Linked DNA regions of Homo sapiens: region 2 is linked to region 1. Evidence: read pairs that join two places in POLR2A ChIA-PET (ENCODE). Cell type or tissue: K562. All regions are shown on one strand. Links, peaks and the distances in the headings refer to the core of each region. The heading gives the core; the rest is flanking DNA. Region 1 has its middle 55 kb from the start of RNF24. Region 2 overlaps PANK2 (pantothenate kinase 2).

The links. Peaks named below come from ENCODE experiments on the same cell type or tissue, not always from the same donor. Only the 100,000 strongest peaks of a DNase experiment are listed, where the experiment ranks them.
Region 2: POLR2A ChIA-PET joins it to region 1 with 6 read pairs; 6 of 35 experiments call an interaction of 5 or more read pairs at or near these places.

The regions. Positions count from the first base shown.
Region 1 is chr20:4,064,101-4,076,157 of GRCh38, reverse strand. No RefSeq gene overlaps it. Among named protein-coding and RNA genes, the nearest start is that of RNF24, 55 kb to the right of the region's middle. RefSeq lists enhancers at 802-1,096, 510-1,709, 3,707-4,206, 4,207-4,708, 12,025-12,057. In K562, for the core only: no CTCF peak of the experiment used is centred there; a DNase peak (open chromatin) is centred at 7,267.
Region 2 is chr20:3,893,245-3,902,276 of GRCh38, reverse strand. All of the region lies in intron 1 of PANK2 (pantothenate kinase 2), which reads right to left. Among named protein-coding and RNA genes, the nearest start is that of PANK2, 8.4 kb to the right of the region's middle. RefSeq lists an enhancer at 4,435-4,664 and a silencer at 5,681-5,975. In K562, for the core only: no CTCF peak of the experiment used is centred there; no DNase peak of the experiment used is centred there.

The sequences.
Region 1 (12,057 bases), core at 5,951-8,450:
TTACAATAAGTGAATGATTGAACAAACTGTGGTATATTTACACCAGAGATTACCACCCAAAATTAAACTATTGACACATGCATCAACCTGGATGGATCTCAAGGGCACGAATCTGAGTGGGGAAAAGAAAATCACGAAAGGTCACATACTGTATGCTTCGATTTATATAACATTCTCAAAATGACAAAACTATGGAGAACGCATTAGTGGTTACCAGTGCTTAGGGATGGTGGGGAGAGAGGAGGGTGAGACTGAAGGAGTTGCAAGAGAGAGATCTTGATGGTGATGGAACAGTTCTGGATCTTGGCAGGGTGGTGGTTACACAAACCTGCACAAGTGATAAAATAACATAGAACTATACACACATTGTATCAATGTCACTTCCCAGTTTGGGTGTTATATTATAGTTAATTAAGATGTAATCTTTGAAGGAAACAGGGTGAGGGGTTCATGGGTCCTCTCTGTACTATCTTTGCAATTCTGTGAATTTCTAACAATTTCAAAATTTAAAGTTTTTTTTTAAATCAATACATGAACATTCACAGTGGTGACAGCCTCGGTTGGGTTTGAAGACTGGGTTGGGTTTGAAGTTCTGGATTGAGAAAGGAGTAAGCCTATTTTGGTATGTGGGGAGAAGGGGAAAGGAATCAGAACAGACATAAGTTTTGGCTGTGGGTTGCAAACACTTCTTCCTTCTTGATGGCAGGAAGTCTCAGGCAGGCTGCAAAGACCTGGAAGCTGAAGACTCCAAGGGGGAGCAGAACTGCTGCGACCGCTTACACTGCAGTTCCTGGACCCTAGGGGCCTCCCTACCCCACTGTGGGATTCTCTCTATCCAGAACACAGCTGGTGCCCTGGGGTCATGACACCCCAGAAACTCATCTGTTCTGGTCTTTGGCAAGTCTGCAGACCAACTTTGACCAATAGAGAACTAAGGCAGCAAGTTTTCCAGTGTCATACAGATAGACAATTGCATCAGAATAGAGACACGTGACTTCTGAATGCGGACTGGAGGAGATGAGGATGGAGGGCTGGGAGGATAGTAAGAGAGGGAGCAGGGAGACCAGTTACGGGCCACTGAAGTAGTCAAGGTGTCAGACAAGAGCTTTGAGACAAGAGGACTCGTCTTAGAGATAGATTGCATGAGGGCCATGAGGGTAAGGGAGGTGTCCAAGCTGACCTCAGCCTTCTGGCTTGTCCACTGGTTGGATGGGGTCACCATTTTATTGTAATGGCGGATACTGGTTGCAGAGAACTGAGTGTTGGAGGACCATGAATGAGTTCCATTTCAGATCTGCTCAGCTTGCTGTCCCTGGGAGACAACCACAGGAGTTGTTTAGGAGACACCGGGCTACTTCAGCCTGGAGCTCCAGGAGGAGGTCTGCATTGGTCGTTGGGACAATAGGACCAGGCAAGTACATGGAAAGAATGTCAAATTCCATCAGGCATAAAAAGAACAGTTGAACTCAGGTGGTAAAGGGGCAAGAAGGGAGGAGTGGTTTACAAAATTCCAAAACAGATGATCAAGTCAGAGAGAGGTAGTCAAATAATTGAGCATGGGGGTTGTTAAAGTGACATTGGTTCTTGCTGTCACATTGACAGATTAGAGAGGAAGTTGAGAGTCAAAGCCATCCGCTGAAAACATACAGTTAGTAAAAAGTGCGTGGCTCCCAGGCAGTTGGGTGACTTTCCACAGCTTCTCACCTTCCCAGCCAGATTGTGCCTCACCCCCAATCCCAGAGCCTCCTTTATAGAAATTCTGGAGCTGTAGTGCCTCTTCTCACATCCAGCAGGGAACCATGACTCAGGGCTGGGCAAACTGGCACAAAAACCCTTTGGTTCATCCAAGCCAGCTGTCCCTGGGTCCCAAGTCTCTTTTGCGGATCCATTTGCATGCAATTTGCACTTTGCTACAAACCTTGGCTTCCCCTTTAAAGGGCCAGTGCCTCTCTTTCCCATCTCATCCTCATCTCTTAACCAGTCACCAAGAAAAGTGGGCTCTGATGATGAAAAAGAAGCAGGGGGGTCCCTACTCAAAATTCATTTGTTGGCCAGATACCGTGCTCACACCAGTACTCTGGGAGGCCAAGATAGGAGGATTGCTTGAGGCCAGGAGTTCGAGAGCAGCCTGGGCAACACAGTGAGAGCCCGTGTCTCTACAAAAAATAAAAAAATAAATTAGCAGGCATGGTGGCATACCCCTATAGTCCCAGCTACTCAGGAGGCTGAGGCAGGAGGATCACTTGAGCCCAGGAGTTTGAGGTTACAGTGACCTATGATCATGCCACTGCACTCTAGCCTGGGTGACAAAGCAAGACTCCAAGAGTGGTTTACAATGTTCCAAAACAGATGATCAAGTCAGAGAGAGGTAGTCAAATAATTGAGTATGTGGGTTGTTAAAGCAACATTGATTCTTGCTGTCACATTGTCTCTTAAAAAAATAATAAAAATAAAATCCATGTATTGAGAGTCCAAAATTCCTCTATGGAAGCACAAGCTGCCTTTGAGAACTGGAGGATATGGATATGTCCTGCTTCCCTCCATCCCCAAGAACAGCTCATAGAAATAGGAAAGGGGTACACCCCCATACCCCTAAGTCTTCCAGACTAGAGACTGAGCTGGTGGCATAGGGGAAGGACTGGGGTCTGAGGACCTATACTCTCAGCCTAGGAGCCAGCTCCTTAGGGAAGAGCCCAGAAATTAGAACTCCCTGCAAGCTCAGATGGAGTGACCTGTTCATAAAGCACATGGCCAGATACTAAAGTTCCTTAATAGATGAACGGTGAGTCCCACTCCCTGACCTGGGAGGCAGGAGAGGCCTCATGTGACCACAATTTGGGGACTGGCATTGCCTTGGCTTCATGGCACAGAGGAGACCCACACACACTCCTTCCCCTGCCAGGGAGACTCCAGGCTGAGAAAAGGACAAGTCCTCAGGTTTGAAGATGTCTCCTCATCAAAATACTTCTACATCACTCTTCATTTTATCCTTGACACACTAGCTGAGAGGCTGCCTGGAGGGTCCTGGGCCCTTGTTTTAGGGCACATAAAAATGAAGACCTCATCACCAAGGGAAGGCCCCTGCATCAGGTCTAACTAACCTGCACCAAGCCACGCCGCACACCAGACCACTCCAGCTTGACCACTGCTCCTCTGCCCAGACCCTTGATGAATAGTGCAGTCTTCTGCAGCGACTGCCACTGTTACAGCTCCACTGGCCCCGCAGCCGCCACACAGATTCCTCCAGGGATCCTCAGGACTCAGTGCACCAGAATCTCAAGGTTCCGTGTGTGTGTGTGTGTGTGTGTGTGTGTGTGTGTGTGTGTAACAGAGGAGGCATGGCTGCATTAACCCCTGTGGTCATCAGCCAATATGGCCCCCAACGATTCCCTCCTTCTTGTACCGTTTCACACTGACACCATAGGCAAGTTTTAAGTGCTTTTTTTCTGCAACTCATCTCAGCAAAGATAAATATCATTGCCTCTTATTCTAGGACATGGCAGGCTGCAGGACCCCAGTTGCACCAAACTGCCATCCCCTCCTGCCTGGTTTCCCTTCTTCATGAACCGATCAATGGGCCATAGCCAGGTTGGGATGCATGTCTTCCACAGGATGGGAACTACCTCCAGCTGATCAGGTACATGGCCTTGGAAATCATCCTACACTTTAGAGTCAACAAAGGCTGTTCCCATATGTGCCCCGAGCTCCTCCAGGTTTCTCCATCCTATGGACACAAATGAGGTGGCATTAACAGGGAAAACACACTTTATGGGCTTTTGCCCCCGTCCACAGACTAAGGGTGCTCCAGGGCCCCTCGATTTATCCCAGTTATTTCTGAATAACTGGGATATCTTACATCTGCTTAGCACGGGTCCCCTCCTAGAGAGCTATGGCCTTAGAAGCCACTTGGGGGCAGTACCTCACCACTGCCCCTGCCAGAGTGCCCTGATGACCAGCACTATGGACCCTCCTAAATTCCATCTGTTCTCCCCCTATAGCCTCCAAGTTGGCAACCTGAGACCGTAGTAGGTCTGCGTATCACGCAGAAATGGGAGAAGGACCCTTGTAACGGATTCTGTTGGTGCCCTGCCCAGATTCCTCTCCTTGGCCACTGCACCCACCCACCAGCTATTGCTAAGATCTCCCCCAAAAAGTAATTGACACAGAGGTGCAAAAAAATCTGTCCTGCTTACCCCAACGGGGGACAGCTCAGTGGCCGATCCACACCCCAGAGCTTCCCCTGGATCAGGCTGAAGTCAGACCCCAGCTGAGACCACTTCATGCTTAGCATCTTCCCTGCCCTGGCCTGCTTCATTCCCTCCCTCTTATGTCTCTCTAAGAGTACTCGCTCAATAAATCACCTGCTCAAGAATCCTCAGCTCAGCCTTTCACTCTAGAGAAGAAAACATACCCTTCTTCCCAAGTTTGTGTCTGGAACCCTGTCCCAACCTTGCTTCGGCCTCAGAATCTCGTGAAATCAGCTCCTGCTTCTGCCTACAACCCTCTCTGTGTGCCCTGGGGGCAGTTACATGGAGACCCGATGAGAGAACAGACACCCCTCTGTGTTTCTCCACTACACTCCTCATTCCACCCTTCTCTCCCCCAGGAGCCCACCCACCAGCCACCGCCTGAGCCCTTTCCCCACTGCAAAGCTGCCTTCCTGCCAGATTCCACCCCCAGGACTCCCACTATGTATGGTGAATGTATTTGACCTTCAAAACCATTCTGTTCCATCAGTATTAAGTCTACTATTTTTTCTAGTGGAGAAGCCAGAAGCAATTTACTGCAAAGCCAATGCAGCTTAAGCTCACTTGCATGGGCCCCTTCCAAAGCCCTGCAATTTCGTAATCATAGTTTTTATTCTTCTGCTTGAGGAGGGCTCCCAAATTGTATCAGCCTCAGGCCCCATAAAACCTAACTCTACCCTTGGAAAAATGGAAGCTCTGAAAGGTGAAGTGATTTGTCCCACGACACAGGCCTGATGAGCAACAGAAGCAGAAGTTGACCCAGGTTTGCTGCCTCCCAAGTTCTTTTCCCGTCCTCCATCCTATGATCCATCCCTGCAACTCCCCTGGGCCTACTGCAGCAGCCTCCAGGATCCAGCCCTTGGCTTCCCTCTACCTCCAGCACATAGCCTTCCCAGTTGCCAGCCATCAGCCCCTCCTCTGCTCTGGCACAGTATTGTGGGAGCTTGGCAGGCCAGAGTGGGTTTGGCAGAGCTACATTTAAATATCAAGGTAGAAGAGTGTCTGCATGTATACCATCAATGGATGCAGACACCCACAGAGCCTATGGTAGCTGCAAGTTGCCCCTACATTTGCCTGTGTTTTCTCCATCAGCTGAGTAGCAGGCTGTTAGGATACCTGTCTTGGGAGCACTGCAGAAGTTAGACTGTGTATCAGTTAGCTCTTGCTGTGTAACAAAACATGCCAAAACTTAGTGGCCTAAAACAACAACTATTGATTTAGCTCACAGTTCTGCAGGTCAGCAATTTGGGCCATGCTCTCCTGGGCAGTTTGATCTCAGCTGAGCTCCCTTTGGGCATATGCAGTCAGCTGCCAGGTTGGCTGGGAACTGGAGTCAGCTGGTACATCTCATCTCTGTTCCACAGAGTCTCCCATCCTTCAAATCAAGATCGTCTGCCTGATGGCTTGGCAGAATTCCATGAAAGCAAATGGATTTGAGCAAGGCCTCTTGAGGCCTAGGCGCAGGACTCAACAGCTTTACTGTCAGCACATTCTATGGCCCAAAGCAAGTGACAGGCCAGCCATGATGGTTAATGTTGTCATCTTAGCTGGGCCATAGTGCCCAGGTATTTGATCAAACATTATTCTGGATATTTCTGTGAAGGTGCTTTTTCTTTCTTTATTTTTTTTAATGCAGTTAACAGTTCAGTTGGGGACCTTTGAGTAAAATAGATGACCCTCTATTAGGTGGTTGGGCCTCTTCCAATCAGTTGACAGCCTACAGAGAACAAAGACTGATCTCCCCCCAGCAAGAAGGAATTCTCCAGCTGAATGCCTTTGGACTGAAATGACAACTCTTCCTTGAATCTCCAGCCTGCCAGCCTACTCTGCAAATTTTGGACTTACCAAGCCTCCATGATTACATGAGCCAATTCCTTAAAATAAATGTCCTTCTATATATATACACATCCTGTTGGTTCTGTTTCTCTGGAGAACACTGACTAATACACCAGCCCAGATTCAAGGGGTGGGGAACACACTCCACCTCCTGATGGGAGGAATGGCAAAGTCACATTGCAAAGCATGAGGGCACAAGGAGGGGACTAACACAGTCACCTCTGCTCATGAGCGACCACAGGCTGGCTTTAGGAATGGGTGGGTGTGGGCAGGGTAACCTGCAGCTCTTGGTGTCCACCTTTGAGCATCGAGCTTCTGCTGGGCCAGCCAGGTGGAATTCCCAGTCATCTCCACCTCCTTTTTGGTATCAAAGACTGGGAAGAAAACTGTTTCCACGACTCTGTGAGCAGAAAGGGGGGAACCTCACAACTGGATTTGAGAGTATGTCTTTGCCCTCAAACTAGGGGCTTCCTGAGGCTGTGCTCTTTTCTACCATCCAACTCAGGACTCAATGTAGAATGGAGGCTGGGCATGGTGGCTCTGGAAACTCTAATACCGGCATTGTGGAAGGCTGAGGTGGGAAGATCACTTGAGGCCAGGAGTTTGAGACCAGCCTGGGCAACATAGTGAGACTCCCAGTCTCCACAAAAAAAATTTAAAACTTAAGTGTGGTGGTGCATGCCTGTAGTCCCAGCTACTCGGGAGGCTGAGGCGGTAGGATCACCTGAACCCTAGAGCTGAGGCTGCAGTGAGATAGGATCCTGCACTCCAGCCTGGGTAACAGAACAAGACCTTGTCTCTGGGCAAAAACACGAAAAACCCTATAGGCTGGAGGAAGCGTTTTATTCCCCCTACAGGACCCAACAGGTTCTGAGAGCAACCAAATGTCTAATTCTCCCACGTGTCCCCCAAGATTGTTGACACTCTAGCTGGGACATACGGGGCCCCCATAAGTAATTCCTAGATGAACACACACAGCCTTCAGTGCTGAGGCCTGAGACATCTGCTCCCAGCTATGCAAACAGTCCCACGTCACAACTAACCATGCAAGGGGCAGGGGGCTCAGACTTGCCCAGCCCACCTTTCGGTCCTCTGGACTGCCCTCCATGCTGGCTCAGTCCTGTTCTGTCTACCTCTGCTCAGCACGCCTTCCTCCCACACAGCTTGACAAGTTGGCCACCTCCCAGCTCCCCACCCCACCCTGTCTCCTGCTTACCCTCCTCCCCATGCTCTGCGAGTCTTACATAGTCTTACACTTGGTAAGAAGCCAAGCCTTGCCACATGTGCATGTCCTGCAGGCTTCCCTTCCTGCAGGTATGGCTTTGGGCTCTGGACTCTGGGTAGACCCAGGAAGTGGGGGTCATCAGGGGAGACAATGTAGCAGGCAGGCATGTAGGGCAACCAGAGTCAGCCTATGAGATACCAAGGGCAGGTCCTCTTATGCCCAGAAGATTCATAACAACGGCATAAAAAATAGTGGAAGACCCTGGACCCACATGCTCTGAGCTCCAGCCCCTCATTGTCACAAACTGCAGTGTGATTTGGGACTGTCACTTTGCTTCTCAGTTCCCCCATCTGTCAAGTGGAGATGATAACCATTGATAGTGGATCCTATAGGCATCCTGCTCACTCCTTGAGGCCTCACCACCTCAGGGAGCTCCCGCTGCCTTCCACCTGTGAATCTGCATGTCTGCACCTGAGAGCTTTCTTTCCTAAACTGCAGAAGGCCAGGCAGCATGCTGGAAGTGCCAGGGAATTAACAACCCTTAGCAGAGCCCTTCTTCTAGCTATAACTCACAGGAGTTGATGGATAAATACCCCAGCTCCCTCACTCCTCAGGCAAGATAACTCTGGGGCACGTGTTCTACTCTGATGCCCAGATTTCCCCCGCAAGACTGAACTCCAGTTGCCCACAGTGGTAACTAGCTTGATAATACACCCCTTGTGGGCTGCCTTCCTTCCCCATTTCACAGAACTACTTGTGTTCAAAGCCTTGTCTCACGGTCTGCCTCCAGGGCAGTCCAAACTAAGACATCATCCCAGCCCTGTCGCAACACCATTAGCCCGTGTGTGATCGAGATGATGGCAGAGGCTACCAGCAGGTGTTTGAGCCCAGGGCTGGGTGAGGGTCTTCCCAGCCCTTATCTCTACTCTGGACCCACAGGAAACTCCACAAGAAAGTGTCAGAGGATGTTGGTGGGACTTCTTCTGTTGTCCTGGAATGGCAGCCAAGGCCTGAAACTGAGGTCAGGAGATGCTTGGGACCCATATTCTAGAATGAGCAACATGTGAGTCACCAACAGCTGAGTGCCCAACTCCTCCTTTAGTGAGAGGCAGTGCAACCTGCTCCTCCATGCATTCCACCCAAAGAGAGGACTGGGGAGGGGAAAGGCGGGCCATAGTGAATTTCATTCTCCAGGATGACAGGATTTCCCTCTGTCTCCCTGAAGCAAGGGATGAAGGGATTCCGAGCTAATCAGAGGAATAGTCAATGTGCCCAATTGCACATCCCTCCAGACCAGGCTTAGACCTTTTGTTGAGACCAGCTAATTCTGTGTCCTGTGCATTCTACAATTCTAAGTCCCTCCCTTCTGTCCACTATGATGACCAACAACTGGGCTCTCATCGTCTCCCACCTGGTAGCTCCAGCAGTCTCCTCTCCAGCCCTTCTGCCTCTCTCAGCCTCTTGTCTGTTCCAATCCATCCCTCTAAAGTGGATCTTTCAAAACCAGGCTGGCAAACTACAGCCCATGAACCAAACACTGCCTGTGGCCTGTTTTTGTGTAGCCTATGTGCCATGAATGGTTTTTACAGTTTTTACATTTGTTTTTAAACAAAACAAAGAAAACTGTGTGACAGAGATGTTTGCCAGCCTCTGTTCTAAAGCATAAATCTCATCCTGCTTAAAGGAGTGGCCTCCCTACCAGCCTCATCCCACACCATTCACCCCTACACACCCTAAGCCTGTCCTCTGTGTCTGATACACCCTCCCTCCCTCCCTGGTATGCCTGGTCAACTACCTACACTTTCACAGTCACTCTAAATATCCCTTAGGCCTAGGCTTATTGGCCTCACATCATGCTTTGACTGCCCCTGCTCTGAGCTAGAGGGCAGAGGTTGGCCCCCGCAGGTTCCTGTATAGACTGGATGACAGCTGATTTTGACCAAAAGGTGGAAGATGAAAGAGCAGGAAGAAATGAGATTCTTCCAAGAGTCTCTGACCCTAGCTGGGTCTATCCAGGGCTCCAAGCTCCCAGTAGGTACATCCACCATGGTTCCAGTCCTAGCAGGTGGTGATCTGAGAGCTCCTCACCGCTCTCCTCATCCTACCCAGGGTGATTGGTAACAGCTTCCTGCTGTTGCTAATCTCTGGGTTGCATCTAAGTAACTTCTCAGCTCTTCCATTACCCACGTAACCCATTCCCTGCGTGTCATTACCCCTCTTTAAACATTGGCTTTTGGCTTTTGTTTTCCCCGTAGGACTCTGACAAATATGCCTTTTTTTCAGGTATCCCCTGACCCCTAGATTAGCTCAGGCCCCTACTACTGCCCAATGACATCGTTCACTCATTGCTTCAATAGGTTATTTATTGGATGCCTATGGCCAAGGGTCAGCAAACACAGCCAGCTGTTTTGTAAATAAAATTATATTGGAACACAACCACACCCATTCATTTACATATCGTACAGTTGCTTTCAAAGGCAGAGTTGAATAACTGCACCAGAGACCCACATGTGGCCCATGACACCTAAAATATCCACTCTCTTGTCCTTTTCAGAAAAAGTTTGCCAGCCCTTGTTTTAGGTACCCAAAATGTAGTCCTGGGACCAACAGCAACTTCTTCACCTGGGAGCTCGTTGGAACCACAGAATCTCAGACCCACAACGAGACCTGCTGATTCGGAGTCTGCATTTTTACAAGGTCCTCAGTTGATGTGTGTGCACATTGAGGTGTAAGAAGTGCTGCCTTAAGAAGTCACCCCCTTATCATAGCTCTCATCCCATTCATTGGTCATCATTAACAAATTAATTTTTTTGTCTTCCCTTCCAGAGGCAAGAGCAAGGATTATTAGTGTTGGTCTTCTTCGGAACCCCAGTGCTGATAAGTTGGCTGGCCCAGAGAAGACGAATGCAGTGACCCTCTGACAAATATATTGTTGAAGAGAGTCATGGAAGCTGAAGGAAGAGAGAGTTTCAAAAACAGCAGTTACCGTTTTTCACATATGAGACTGGCAAAGATAAAAAAGTTTGTTAACACACGGTGTTGGGAGAGCACAGGAAATAGGCTCTCTCTCACATGTTGTTAGCACAACCTCTCTGGGGAGGTAAGTTTGGCAATATTCATCAAAATTACAAATGCACAGACTCTTTGACCCTGCATTTCCACTTGTAGGCCTTTGCCAAGTGATTAATATATGTACTGCACAAGAGCAAAAGGTTGGACAAAACCAAGTATTCATCAACAAGGAATCTGCTTGGTAAGTTGTGGTGTATAATAAAACTGTGCAACTTTAAAAAAGAAATCCATCACTGAAAAATATCTGAAAAATTAAAAAAAAAAAAAAAAAGAAGGAGCCAGTGCAATCTCCAAGGTACGTTGCATAATAAAGAAAGATGTGTACTAGTACACATCAGATAATAACCAAAACAGGGCAGGGAGACAGAAGAGGAACTATATATTTGCCTGTATATTCATAAAATGTCTCTTAAAGGATGTACACAAAAAAACAACAACACTGGCTGGCCATGGGAAGGGATGGCTGGGTTGCTGGGGGCAGGGATATGAGGAGACTTTTCACTACCTACTCTTTGGTACTTTTTGAATTAAAAACAGACTGGGGAAAAAAAACAGGAAAAGCTACAGAAAATACAAAATGTGTACAAAAAAAATACAGAAACGTACACACACAAAAAAATAGAGGAAAGTAGAGGCATGTTTTAGACGTCCAGTCTAGAACCTTCCTACTCAAAATGTAGTCCACAGACCAGCAGCATCAGAATCACCTGAAAACTAGTTAGAAATGTAGAACCCCAGGCCCTACTCCAGATAAACTGAGTCAAAATCTGCATTTTTAACAAGAGCCCCAGGGAATTAGCGCAGGCGTTACTAACTGTGACACACCGATCCAGGCAACCAGAGAACTCACTTGTAGCAGCTCCACCTGGTTTCCATGGTCTGCTACTAATAAAACAGCTGCCTTTCCCCCCTAACTGGGGCTCTGTCCCGGTGAGACATCAGGGCCCAGGCTGTTCCCATTAAGGGGCAGGTTTCCAGCAGCTCCTCCCAGGCCCTGGCTGGCCCGAAGCCCAGTGCCCTGGCGGGTCCCCAGCCAAGGAGACAGCTCACTTCCTCCTTCTGGAGCCGCTGGGACTGCTCAGAACGGAAACATTGGAGAGGTCTCCACTCCCCCAGATGTAAACTCTTTCCAACACGAATAAAGATGTATGTGTCTGGCTCAGGTTTATTTATAAATGGTATTTATCTATCTGCCAGGACCTCTGGGTACCTGGTACCTGACCTAGTGGTGGAAGAGAAGTCAGCGGAGGGGTAGCAATGGGCAGGCCCCATTGGAGAAGGAGGGAGAAAGAAAGGCCAGGAGCTGGGCTGCTGCCTCTGCATCCTTGATCCTCTGGAAAAACTCCAGGCCACATCTGGAGGCCACATCTGGAAGCAGTGACTCTGCTGGACTTTTCAGAGCAGCAAGAAGGAGGAGCGAGGGAGGAGTGGGGAGCTGCACTGACGTCGGTCCAGACCACCCAGGACTTTGCAATTGGAGGACTAGGCAGGGAGACTAATTTTCCCACCACCCGACTCCCAACTCTCTGACCCCAAGGACTGGGCAAGCACAGAGCCAGTCATGACTGAATGCCCCCCACTGCTGCTGTCCTGAACTCCCCATGCCTCAAGCCGGAGGGACTCTGTACAAGCCAAGCCCTCTCTGTTTCTGGATCCTTCTATTCCCACGGCCTCCTA
Region 2 (9,032 bases), core at 6,016-8,515, 170 kb after region 1:
GAGGATAGCTTGAGCCCAGGAGGTCAAGGTCGTAGCAAGCTATGACCATGCCACCGCACTCCAGCCTGGGTAACAGACTGAGACTCTGTCTCTAACTAAAAAAAAAAAAAAAAGAGAGAGGGAGAGAATATAGAACCAGAAGGACCAACATCTTATGTTAGTTCCAGAAATTTCCTTGGGGAAAGGGAAGACACCAATCATCAGGTTACTCTAAGGGCTGAACAGTGTTTATCGGTCAGCAGAGAAGGGGAAGACAACTTAGACACATCCTATTGAAATTTCAAGATATCATAAGGAAAAAACTGAATTCCTATAAAGATACATAAATCACATAAAAGTCAGTATCAGACTTTTCATCAGCAGCACAGATGCCAGAAGACAACGGAGCACTGGCTTCAAAGTTATAAGGAAAATGATTTTGAAACTTATATCCAGCCAACCAAATAAGCTTTCAAGCGGGAGTGCAAAAACAATTTTCACATATGTAAGGGATCAACTTTACTTTTCAAAGACCTTCTCTAACATAATTGGTAGATGAATGCCATAATTTTAAAACATCCAAGAGCTTTAAGAAACTTTTTTTTAATCCAAGAGCTTTAAGAAATAAACAAAAGTACTGACTTTTACAAAAATAAGCAATCTGAAACTAAAATACTTACATGATTTCGACATAGGAAGTTGAAGAGGGAAGAGAAGGGAGAAGGAAATGAAAGCAAGCAGCAGTTCTGTCTTGTTGGAAAAGGGAAGAAAAGATAGATTCTGATTAATTCTACACAAGAATATAGAAGTGATAGTTTAAATGTGTCAAAATTTAGAGGTAACTCCAGAGGAGAAAAAAAAAATGACTTTCACATTAGAAAAAAAATAAAGCAATCAGTTCAAAAAAGCTGATTGACAAGAAATGGGGAAAAGTACAGTAAATACAAAACAGCCAGGTGTGGTGGCTCATGCCTGTAATTCCAACACTTTGAGAGGCCAAGGTGGGTGGATCACTTGAGGCCAGGAGTTGGGAGACCAGCCTGGACAACACAGCAAGACCACATCTCTAAAAAAAAATTTAGGTATGATCACGTGCACCTGTAGTCCCAGCTACTCCAGGGGCTGAGGCAGGAAGATCGCTTGAGCCCAAGAGTTTGAGGCTAGTGAGCTGTGATACAGCCACTGTACTCCAGCCTGGCAGCAGAGCAAGATCCTACCTCTTAAATAAATAAATAAATAAATAATAAAGCCTGTAATCCCAGCACTCTGGGAGGCCAAGGCAGGTGGATCACTTGAGGTCATGAGTTCGAGACCAGCCTGGCCAACATCGTGAAACCCCCATCTCTACTAAAAATAGAAAAATTAGCCAGGTGTGGTGGTGCACACCTGTAACCCCAGCTACTCGGTAGGCTGAGACAGGAGAATCGCTTGAACCCAGGAGGCAGAGGTTGCAGTGAGCCAAGATCGCACCACTGCATTCCAGCCTAGGCGACAGAGCAAGACTTCATCTCAAAAAAAACTTAAAAATAATTTAATAAATAAATAAATGATGGGAATGACTGCACTTATCAGTAATCACAAATAGGTCAAATTTCTCTTCTAGACTGAAGAGGAAATTCTGTGAGCTTAACCAGGAATTAGGAGAGAAAAGGAGAAATTCAAGTATATGTTGATGTAAAAAGATACCTCAAACAAGATTATACAAGTAAACTGAAGGAAAAATGGTAAATCACCCACAATGGAGTCACACCATGAGGAGGAGTTGAATGCTTTGAAAGATGAAAATGGCATTTAGTCAAAAGTATTACACATTATAAAAATGTTAAGCACTCTTAAGCACCTCACTAGAGATGAATACTAGATAGAGCAGCTGATTTACATTTAAGAGCCATAGTACAGTAAAGGTCATACCTTGTTTCAAGACCAGTGTTTCATTTGGCAAAGAGCTATGCTCACATTACAAGAGGTGCCCCTCCAGACAATCACGCCCCTTCCTTTCCCTACAGGGGAAAGGAGAGTCACCATTCTCATCCCTATACTCACTCATAATCATATAGTTACTGACGGAAACACTGGGTAGAATCGCTGGCACCATTCACTTAACTCACTTGCTGAATTTATACACTTGAATTTAAATGACTAAAATAAATGCCTGGAGAATGCTACTCCACTGTATCAAGCAAATGTTAACAGCAAGCAGATACAATACTAGCAGACCAAACAACACAAACAAAAAAGCATTAAGAAGGGACAAAAAAAAAACTCTCTCATGTGCATAAAAAGTACAACTGATGGGCCAGGCACAGTGGCTCACGCCTGTAATCCCAGCACATTGGGAGGCCGAGGCAGGCGGATCACGAGGTCAGGAGATCGAGACCATCCTGTGAATGGTGAAACCCCGTCTCTACTAAAAATACAAAACATTAGCCGGGCATGGTGGCAGGTGCCTGTGGTCCCAGCTACTTGGGAGGCTGAGGCAGGAGAATGGTGTGAAGCCGGGAGGCGGAGCTTGCAGTGAGCCAAGATCGCAGCACTGCATTCCAGCCTGGGCAACAGAGCGAGACTCCATCTCAAAAAAAAAAAAAAAAAAAAAAGTACAACTGATGAATGTAATAGCCATGTTCCTTATGCACATAACACATACTTCGAAAACACTAACAGAGAAACTGACACATCTACAAGTCAGTATGAGAATGACACAGACCTCAGGAATTTGTAGATTGCACACACACCTACAAAATTATGGTAGAAAGAGAATTTTAATATCATGGCTAATAAGGTGGATCTAGTAAACACAAATAGAACTCTGGGGAAAAAAAAAAAAAACAGCCGGATGTAATGGCTCACATCTGTAATCCCAGCACTCTGGGAGGCCAAGATGGGTGGACCACCAGAGGTTAGGAGTTCGAGACCAGCCTGACTAACATGGTGAAGCCCCGTCTCCAATAAATACAAAAAATTAGCCGGGCATGGTGGCACATGCCTGTAATCCCAGCTACTTGGGAGCCTGAGGTAGCAGAATCACTTGAACCCAGGAGGTGGAGGTTGCAGTGAGCCTACACTACATCACTGCACTCCAGCCTGGATGACAGAGCGAGACTCCATCTCAAAAAAAAAAAAACCCGGCTGGGCACGGTGGCTCACGCCTGTAATCCCAGCACTTTGGGAGGCCGAGGCAGGTGGATCACGGGGTCAGGAGTTTGAGACCAGCCTGGCCAAGATGGTGAAACCCCGTCTCTACTAAAAATATAAAAAATTAGCCAGGTGCAGTGGTGGGCACCTGTAATTCCAGCTACTCGGGAGGCTAAGGCAGGAGAATCACTTGAACCCGGGAGGCAGAGGGTGCAGTGAGCCGAGGTCGCACCACTGCACTCCAGCCTAGACAACAGCAAGTCTGTTTCCCAAAACAAACAAACAAAAAAAAACACTCAAGACCAGCAAGACTGTTTCCCAAAACAAACAAAACCATGCAAACATTCCTTTAAAAACCCATAAAGCACTCACAAAAATTAACTGCACTAGCTTAAAGAACTTCAAATTCCAAAGAACAAGTCACATTCACTTACTGCAAAACTTCAAAATTAGAAATTAATCCAACAAACAAAGAAATAAATCTATCTACTTTGAAATTTTTAAACTATTAACTCTGGGATTAAAAAGGAAATCAAAACAAAATTTATTTTTAAATGAATGACAGTGAGAATACAATATATAGAAACCAATAGGATATACCCAAAGTAGTACTTAAACGGAAACATCTAGCCTTACATATTTATTAAATATACTCAGCAAGAAAGCCTAAGGGCGAGGCAGCTCATGCCTATAATCCCAGCATTTTGGGAGGCCGAGGCGAGTGGATGACCTGAGGTCAGGAGTTCGAGACCAGTCTGGCCGACATGGTAAAACCCCATCTCTACTAAAAATACAAAAATTAGTCAGGCATGGTGGTGGGCGCCTGTAATCCCAGATAATCAGGAGGCTGAGGCAGGAGAATTGCTTGAACCCGGGAGGCAGAGACTGCAGTTAGCCAAGATCGTGCCACTGCACTCTAGCCTGGGTGACAGAAAGACTCCATCTCAAAATAAATAAATAATAAAATAAAAAATGGAATCTAGTTGTACAGTAAAATTAATAGGCCATAGCCAAAAGAGATTCTTCTCAGTAATGCAGCAATGGCTTTTACATTAGAAATTCCAATTAGTAAGATGAAGGGAAAAAAATCATGATTATCTCAACAGATTCCAAAAAACAAAATCCAATATAACCAATTAAAACCAAGAGGTTTTTTTTTTTGAGATGGAGTCTCGCTCTGTTGCTCAGATGGAGTGCAGCGACAGACCTCAGCTCACTGCAACCTCCGCCTCCCAGTTGTTCAAGCGATTCTCCTGCCTCAGCCTCCCGAGTAGCTGGGATTACAGGCTCGTACCACCATGCCCAGCTAGTTTTCATATTTTTAGTAGAGACAGTTTCACCATGTTGACCAAGCTGGTCTTGAACTCGTAACCTCAACTAATTCGCCCACCTCGGCCTCCCAAAGTGCTAGGATTATAGGCGTGAGCCACTGCACCCAGGTTTTGTTTTCGTTTTTGTTTTTTTGAGAGACACAGTCTCACTCTGTCATCCAGGCTAGAGTACAGTGGTACAATCACCAGGTTCAGGCTCACTGCAGCCTCAACCTCCCTGGCTCAAGTGATCCTCCCACCTCAGCCTCCCAAGTAGCTGGACTACAGGTGCAGGCCACCACAACCAGCTAATTTTTTGTAGAGACGAGGTTTCACCATGTTGCCCGGACTGGTCTCAAACTCCTAAGCTCAAGCGATCCACCCGCCTCAGCCTCCCAAAGTACTGAGATTACAGACGTGAGCTAACACATCCAGCCTAGAGCTCACTGATAAGAGAAGGCCCCTGCCTTCTAGTTAGTGAGTCCTGGCCATTAATTTTCAGATATTTCAGTCTATTCACAGCCCTTAACATATTTCCTGATATTAAGACCTCCAAGGTACTCAGTCTAGACAACCTATACTTGACTTAGGCCACATTTCAAAACGTATGCAAAGCACAAGGTCCCATAATAGGTCTCAACGACTGAAATCCTTTAAGAGTGTGGAAAAACAAAGTTTTTCCTCTGCTCTCACACCACAGCAACGATCAACACAGAAGACTTCTGTGAGCCCACACACAAAGCAAGTAACCAATTCTGCAGCACTCACCAGCTGGGTGCCCTCCAATGCAATTCCAACGACTATGTACCTGGAGATAGCATCATATGCCACAGGTCGAGGGCTAAGTCCCTCAAGACTGCTCCTCCACCACACCTCTGCCAGACACCAGTTGCCAATCTGGGCCTCCAGAACTTCTGATCAACTGGCTTCAAGTTGGAGTTTGCATGACCCCTCTTTGGTTTGGATTAATTTGCTAGACTGGATCACAGAACCTAAGAAACACATTTACTGGTTTATTATAAAGATATTTCAAAAGATTCAGAGGAAGAGACGCATAGTACACAGTATAGGGGAGGGACACGGAACTTCTGTGCTCTCGGGCACTGCACCCTCCTGGAACCTCTTGTTTGGCCATCCAGAAGCTCTCCAAACCCTGTCCTCCTGGGTTTTTAATGGAGGCTTCATTAGTAGGTATAATTGATTAAATCACTGTCCACTGGTGATCAACTTAACCTTCAAGCCCCCACCCCTCCCCAGAGGCTGGAGAGGAGTGAAAGTCCCAACCCTCTAATCCTGTCTTGTTCTTTCCATGACTAAGTCCAGAGGCTTCCAGCCATCAGTTAACTCCTTAGCACACAAAAGGACATCACTGTGGAGTTTCTAAGGATTTCAGGAGTTGTATGCCAGGAAATGGGCAAAAGACCAATATATATATTTCACAACATCACACTTTCCAATGGGAAATACATAGTTCAGTAGGCTGGGCATGGTGGCTCACGCTTGTAATCCCAGCACTTCGGGAGGCCAAGGCAGGCGGATCACGAGGTCAGGAGATAGAGACCATCCTGGCTAACATGGTGAAACCCCGTCTCTACTAAAAATACAAAAAAAAAAAAAAAAAAAAAATTAGCCAGGCGTGGTGGCGGGCACCTGTAGTCCCAGCTACTCAGGAGGCTGAGCCAAGAGAAAGGGCATGAACCCAGGAGAAGGAGCTTGCAGTGAGCCAAGATCGCACCACTGCACTCCAGCCTGGGCGACAGAGCAAGACTCCGTCTCAAAAAAAAAAAAAGAAACACACAGTTTACTTTTAAAAGTGTGCTCAATTTTCCAATATTATGAACTACACTTTTACCAGACCACAGATGGTTAATGACATCGCAAATCCATGTCTAGGCTGTTCTAGGAAAGCAATATCTTGGCCTAACATTGAAAGAGGTACTTTAATAATTATTCTTATTCCCAAAATAGTTTTAAACTCAGGGACTAGATACTTATAAAAGACCACATACCGTAAAATCAGCAAATTCAACAACAAATTCTACATTCAGGAAATATAAACACACAAAATGTAACGAACTACTAAAAAACTGAGATGGGTTTCATTTTTAGAAAGCAAACTTTAAGCCGCAATTTAGAAAAGTTTTCACATCCCAGTCAGTCTTACCTGAACAGTGCCTGAAGATACCCCAAATTATGAACCTGAGAAAAGCTCACAAGGCTACAAACTTTAAGTCCAAAAAACATCACCGCTCTTTTAAATAATCAAAATAGCCATTCTTTTCATTGCCTGATGCTCTACAATAGCCTAGTCTATCTTCCTCCTCCTATTTTTTGAAATGTTTTGAGAAAAAAAAAAAGAAAAAAAAAAAAACGGAGACAGGGTCTCCCTCTGTCGCCCAGGCTCGAGTGCAGTGGCATGATCATAGCTCAGTGCAACCTCAATCTTCCGGGCTCAAGCAATCCTCCGGGCTCAAGCAATCCTCCTGTCTCAGCCTCCCAAGTAGCTGGGACTACGACCATGTGCCACGACATTCTGCTAATTTGTTTATTATTATTTATTTATTTATTTATTTATTTTATTTGAGATGGAGTCTCGCCCTGTCTCCCAGGCTGGAGTGCAGTGGCGCAATCTCGGCTCACTGCAACTTCCACCTCCTGGGTTCGAGTGATTCTCCTGCCTCAGCGTCCTGAGTAGCTGGGATTACAGGTGTGAGCCACCATGCATGCCCTTTTTATTTTTGGAGAGACGAGGTCTGGCTATGTTGCCCAAGCTGGTCTTGAACTCGTGGTCTCAAGTGATCTTCCCACCTCAGCCTCCTACAGTGCTAGGATTACAGAAATGAGCCAGCATACACAGTCAGCAAAATATTTTTAACAACATACATCTCTTCCTGCTATGGTCTCCCCAGATAGAAGGCAGGGACACCAACACTAAACAACCATATTATCCAACTGCATGATTCTTACACATGGCCCCTAAAGTAATATACTGTACCATTTTACACAGCTGCATAAGGGGACGATTTTTAGTCCCTGCTTATTGCTTAGTATTTATTATATATCTAAGAAGACAGGCTGTATTTACTTTGGTTCCACTTAAAGTTGATAAACTGGCCAGGCACGGTGGCACACACCTGTAGTCCCAGCTACTCAGGAGGCTGAGGCAGGAGAATCACTTGAACCTGGGAGACAGAGGTTGCAGTGAGCCAAAATCCTGCCACTGCACTCCAGCCTGGGCGACAGAGTAAGACTTCGTCTCAATAAATAAATAAATAAATAAAAAGTTGATAAATCAATAGGTTAAAAAACACCTTCAGGCCAGGTGCGGTGGCTCACACCTGTAATCCCAGCACTTTGGGAGGCTGAGGTGGGCAGATCACCGGAGGTCCAGAGCTCAAGACCAGCCTGACCAACATGGAGAAACCTTGTCTCTACTAAAAATACAAAATTAGCCAGGCGTGGTAGCGCATGCCTGTAATCCCAGCTATTCGGGAGGCTAAGGCAGGAGAATCACTTGAACCTGGGAGGTGGAGGTTGTGGTGAGCCGAGATCACGCCATTGCACTCCAGCCTGGGCAACAAGAGTGAAACTGTCTCAAAAACAAACAAACAAACAACATCTTTTCGGTCAGGCACGGTGGCTCACACCTGTAATCCCAGCACTTTGGGAGGCTGAGGCAAATGGATCACCTGAGGTCAGGAGCTCAAGACCAGCCTGACCAACATGGTGAAATCCCATCTCTACTAAACACAAAAAATTAGTTGGCCATGGTGGTACATGCCTGTAATCCCAGCTACTTGCGAGTCTGAGGCAGGAGAATTGCTTGAACCCAGGAAGCAGAGGTTGCAGTGAGCCAAGATTGCACCACTGCACTCTGGCCTGGGCAACAAGAGTGAAACTCCTCTAAAAAAAAAAAAAAAAAAACAAAAAACAAACAAAAAAAAAACTCCCATCTTGCCTCTCCCAATGGGCCACAAAGCTATAGCAATCTAACATTTTTCCTCAGCTCCCAGGGGTCAATCCGTCCTAATTCCCTGAAGCTGAAATGCTGAGCCTAATAAAGGCAGCCTAACAGGGCCCCGGCTCCAGTTCCATACTGCCAACAGCAACGCTCCTCGGAAAGCCAAGAAAAAATGATCCATTTTCTAGGCTAGTGTTGTCAAGCTACAAACAAAAACTGTATTATGAAGGTTAGATTTGTAGGAGTCCAAAATCAACAAGCCCCAAAGGTCTCCCTGGCATGCTACAACATGCCTTGCGAGTCATCTTCAAAGGATAAGTTTGTTGTCCACACTACTGTGGAGCACTCTGATCACAGGGCTTCCACACCTTCTGCACACCTGCTGCACATATGCTCAACACCTGGAGCCCTTGATAAAAATGTATGTTCTCTTGTTACATGAGTGTCTACATTTGCCAAAATTGTACATTTTACTCTATTTAATTATGCCTCAATAAAATTTAAAATATAATTTTAGACCCCTTTGCAGACCTATATCATGCAATGGTAGGTTGAGGGAAAGTTTTAAAAACTTGAGAACCACAGCTCTGGATTACATCACACATACCTTCCCCCACCCCAAAATGTGGACCAAGAACACTGGATCTGAA